Linked DNA regions of Homo sapiens: region 1 is linked to region 2. Evidence: chromatin loops called from intact Hi-C (ENCODE). Cell type or tissue: B cell. All regions are shown on one strand.

Evidence for each region. Peaks named below come from ENCODE experiments on the same cell type or tissue, not always from the same donor. Only the 100,000 strongest peaks of a DNase experiment are listed, where the experiment ranks them.
Region 1: it touches region 2 in a loop (10-fold over the local background); 7 of 110 quality-filtered maps call a loop at or near these places.

Annotation. Positions count from the first base shown.
Region 1 is chr1:167,429,689-167,432,188 of GRCh38, forward strand. CD247 (CD247 molecule) reads right to left here. Exons shown (of 8, transcript NM_198053.3): 8 at 952-2,058. The coding sequence ends at 1,993. Among named protein-coding and RNA genes, the nearest start is that of CD247, 88 kb to the right of the region's middle. RefSeq lists enhancers at 75-981, 520-709, 982-1,888, 1,640-1,739, 1,860-1,929 and silencers at 1,380-1,429, 2,200-2,259. In B cell, no CTCF peak of the experiment used is centred here; DNase peaks (open chromatin) are centred at 963 and 1,733; H3K4me3 peaks cover 817 bases; H3K27ac peaks cover 2,500 bases.
Region 2 is chr1:167,498,705-167,501,204 of GRCh38, forward strand. The region is part of intron 1 of CD247 (CD247 molecule); the gene reads right to left. Among named protein-coding and RNA genes, the nearest start is that of CD247, 19 kb to the right of the region's middle. In B cell, no CTCF peak of the experiment used is centred here; DNase peaks (open chromatin) are centred at 1,187 and 2,002; H3K4me3 peaks cover 1,287 bases; H3K27me3 peaks cover 652 bases.

The DNA of each region.
Region 1 (2,500 bases), 69 kb before region 2:
ACTTTTCAAACCAGCCATCCAGGTCACACAGCCTGTATATATGTCAGCTGACCTTGAAACTTGGTCTAGCACAAGCCCTCGATGTGAGAGGCACTCTCTTTCACTAATAGATGAACCAGATTTCAGTTTTAAAAGCCCAGTGAGTAGCAGAATTCCCCTGAGGCTGAGTTACAAATCAAATGCCTTCTCCTTATGAGTTGCCTGTGAATTGTTAAATATGCCTAGTGATGATGTGCGTGGCTCCTGTTGGAATCCCAAATTTTCAGGGGCTTTAACAGTCATGGTCTTGGATTTCCTTTTTGAAAATGTCAAGGTATAGATTTCAGTCTTTACACAATATTAGTTGGTGGGCTTGTTGAATTGGGGCCCTATATATAGCCACTGCAGTTAGAGGAAACACTGCTAGGGACAGGGCCACCTTTTGTGAGAGAAACGCCTAAAAGACTTGTTCTCCATCCCTCCCTCAAACCCTATGCACTGAGACATTTTGCACTGTGGCGTCAGCTGCTGTGCATAACTTCCGGACACCTTCTGCTCACACGCTGTCTATTCTGATGCCTGGGTGCCAGGCCAGCCTTTCGCGCTTGTTTTCCTGCACCTGACAAGCTGGTGCCGTGCTGCAGGGCTCCTTTCCCATAGCCCTCTCTGTTTCTGGCATAAGACTGGGCCCATCCTGACACATTGTATTGCACCAAGCCCCACTCTCTCTGTCTAAGGCACAGCCACCCAGCCGGGATGCCCGGCCCACTTGCCGTGTGTGACACCACCCATATTGCCGCATTCCGGGCCGCAGGATGCACCTGTGCTCATGTGCTCGTTCCCAGGAACTGTCCTGTTCTCTCCTGAGAATCAGCAGTTTTGCTCCCCTCCTCCCCCAAGGGCAACCTGCTGATTTACTGATGACTAAATTGCCATTACAAGCTTGACTGCTGAAATAAAGCTTAGTAAAGCTGCATTTTCACTGAAGCATTTATTATGCAAAATAGGAAGGCTTTAGCATGCCAGTATAAATTAAAACAGTAGAAAAAAAGCAGAGTAGAGAGCGTTTTCCATCCATGGCCTGTGCCCTGTAATGACGCAGCAGTATCCTAGTACATTGACGGGTTTTTCCTGTCCTGCCACTGTCCGCTGGGCAGTTATAGGTCCCATGTGTTGGGTCTTCCTGCGAGGCCTTCACAAAGATGATTTTGTCATTCGCTGAAAGCGTGAAGTGAATCAACGGCCTCCTCTTGCTCCGCAGCACTTTATTCACACTGTGTAACCACATGTTTTTTATGCCACTTTGTGCACAGCTCATCAAGGTCAGTCTGTTCATCTTCTGGCCCCTGTAGCACATGGTACAGTTCAATGGTGCGGCACAGAGGCCTGAGGCAGGGAGGCTCCCGCTGCCCTCGCAGGCCCTGGCTGACCCTCCCCTGCCCGCCCACCTTCCCATGCCCCTGCAGCTCCCTGGTTGCACCTGGCCTAGGCTCCTTTCCATCTGCCCCTCTGCCCGGCCCTCTCACCAGGGAGGCACAACATGGCCCAGTACAGTTACCTTGAAAGGAGGTGAAGGTGACAACAGAAGCCAAATTTACAGCAGGAGTGAAGCCACTCAGACACAGAGTGATACAGACATTAGGGCATGTGCTAGCATCTGCGCTTTCTCTGGGGACTTTACAAAACAGACTCAACAACTCAGCTGTGAGAGGCAGTGCGCCCGCCTCCCAGGGAGAACGAGGAACCGCCAGGAGACAGGTCTACCTGCACCACCGGCAAACCAGAGGGCCCAAGGCCAGGGCCGTAAGCCCTGGGAGTACACTCCCTTAAAGAGTGCAGGGACAACAGTCTGTGTGTGAAGGTTTGGAGCTAAATATAACCAAAGCATCCTGTACATAAAGGGGAATACTTCAGTGGCTGAGAAGAGTGAACCGGGTTGTAAATGCTTCATCCTGTGTCTCATAATCTGGGCGTCTGCAGGTCTGGCCTTTGAGTGGTGAAATCCCCTGGCTGTTAGCGAGGGGGCAGGGCCTGCATGTGAAGGGCGTCGTAGGTGTCCTTGGTGGCTGTACTGAGACCCTGGCGTGAAAGCAAATCAGAAAACAAAGAGTGGGTCAGTAGCCTGTGTGGGCAGGAGCCAACCCAGAGGCCAACAGGTGTCTCTGCAGCACAGCCCTGTGACCACCCACCCAGCCTCCAGAGGCCCAGGAATAATCCCCCTGGCCCCACGGGCAGGAGCCTTGGCTGCAACAGCTTCGTTGGTAGATGGGTGCTGTGCCCTGCCGGGAATGGCCTTGCAGCAACTCCTTTCCAGCTAAATTCTCACCCCTCTTCTCAGCTCCTCAAATGCTGTGCCTTACAGTGCTTGGGCCCCGCCAACTTCCTGCTGGACCTAAGAGAAAGGAGTCTCCCACCTCCCATATTGGGCAGGAATCAGGGGGGAGGGCCCAGACCTGCTCCAGAGAATCTGCTGTCCCTGACACCTGGGCCCAAAGGAAGCCTGGACTTGTCACAGGGAGAA
Region 2 (2,500 bases):
AAGATCACGTTGCTGGGTAGTGATAAAGCCAAAACTTTAATTTAGGTCTGATTGCCTCATGAATCTATGCTCTTTGCACTTTCTGCTGAAACTGACCTCCCTCAACCTTACCATCTAGACAGAAATGCAGATGGCGGACACAAGAGGCACTTGCAAACCAGGGACACCCAGAGTCAAGTGGTTGCTTTCTATGGTTTACGGCTGTCCTCCTTGGGAAGAACCATCCCAAAAGCCATGCGCACACGGGGCTCCTGAGGACATCATTTCAGCTTGTGTCAGGAAAGTGCTTAGCAGTGGATCAATTGCCAGTCTTCTGGTCAACCTAATGAGCAAAATAAAGTCAGCCTGAATTGTCCATCATGGCCTAATCATCACGGAGTGATTGATCAACACAAATGATGACTCCAATCCACTGGTTCTCAACCAGGGGCAGATTTTGCCCCCAGGAAACATTTGGCAACGTCTAAAGATATTTTGAGTTGTCACAACTTGGGGAGTGCTACTGTCATCTAGTGGGTAGAGGTCAGGGATGCTGCTCAACATTCTACAATGCACAGAACAGCCTCCCTGGTGCCCACAGCCACAGAGAATTATCTGGCCCCAGGTGTTTTAGTGCAGAGGTCGAGAAACCCTGCTCCAAGCATTCGATCAAGAGGGACTTGACCCAGCTGGAGACTAACCAAATACCAGAAAGAGCAGCTGTTTTATTTCTGGGAAATTGTTGCTAGGGTTAAACTGTATAGATTTAGCCACGACTGAAGGTGTCCACATCCTGTTAAGCTAGATGGTGGGCATTGTGTATTTTTTTCCAGCTGCCCTTATTCAAGAGTGGCCCCTGGAATTTACTTAGCCTTTCTTTGGGTTAAAATCAGGAATGGAAAATTTAACCTCTAAGAGGAAAACAAACAGAAAATGAAAAGTAGGCGTAATAATGGAAGCTTAGGTGCAAATTTTAGTGCAGGGTATTCCTTCCTGTAAGGTTACTCACCCCACTCCTCCAGGCCACAGATATGCATGCACAGCCTGCCCACATGTAACTGTGCAGAGGGAGAGCTTAGATTTGAATCCAGAAGAATGGAATTCAAACCCCAACTCTACTGATAACCAATCTTGAGCAAATCACTTGCCTTCTTGAAGTTTCAGTTCCTCTGTCAGTAACAGAGGCCATACCCACACATCCCCGAGGGCTGTGGATTTTGCATACAGTAATTTACATAAAAGCACTGGCAAAACTACAAAGTGTGCCATAACTGCTCACCTGACGACAATCACACACACAGAGGGCTTCTCCTCCCTGGGGCACGTGGGTTCTCTTTATTAGATTTTTCCACATTATCACTGCCTATGTAAAGCTTCTCCTGGGTGATATTCTATTTCTTATGCTGCACTGGAGAAATATTCTCTATATCTTGAAATGGAAACGCTGAACCCAACTTATTTTACTCATGACCTAAATGAGATTATTGCTTCCAAGAGGACAATATATCGCACTAAAATGAGAATGCTCAGGATGATTAGGTGGAGAGCATTTATGATGCAGCTTTCCATTCTCCATGTGATGAAAACTTGACATGACCCAATGCTTTATTGTCCTACAGTAATTCCTGTCACTTTTATCCAGACTCATATTGCTCTTTAATTCTAGCCTATTTTCATCTTTCCTTAACAGGACATCAGATCTTGGCTTTCACAATCAACACAGTTTCAAAGGTTATTTATAAAATAGTTTAAAATAAAATATGCCATGCTTTGATTACAACCAGCGCTTCTGGTATGAATTAGAGAGGTGGCCTGTACACATATGTGTTGTTTATTAGCTTTTATCTGATGATCTCAAAGCACTGACATCAATTCTAACACACATGGTTTCTTATAATTACCACCCCCCTACACACACACCCATTTATGCAGGGCAGAATTATTTTGAGGACAAATGAGCTACGTATTGTGATGTGCTGTGAGTTTCTGAGAATAGAAACTCCTATGACTAAACTCTCCATGAACAGAGCAAATCAGAGAATAACAGCAAATGCTTTTATCGCTCAGGCAGCTCAATCACATTTGGTTTTCCATTTCACTCTAGTAAGAGGGTTATCGGCCTTGAGGATACCCCCCAAGAAATGTTTGTGATTTTTGTTTTAAGCTCAGCCCCTGTACCATCTGCTCACTGAGGCCAACTTCCCATCCCAGCTGTGTGGCTGCCTAAGTCAGCCTGGTGCTATGGGATGGGAACAGGCAGAGGTGGGGAGAGGCTTACAGACTCATTTTCAAACAGAGATGGAAAACTGGGAGTCAGAAGAGGTGGAGGTATATATGGACCCAGCCATCCGACTTCTGATCCTATTGTTCTTTTTTTTTTTTTTTTTTTTGACCGAGTTTTGCACTTGTTGCCCAGGCTGGAGTGCAATGGCGCGATCTCGGCTCACCACAACCTCCGCCTCCCGGGTTCAAGCCATTCTCCTGCCTCAGCCTCCCGAGTAGCTGGGATTACAGGCATGCC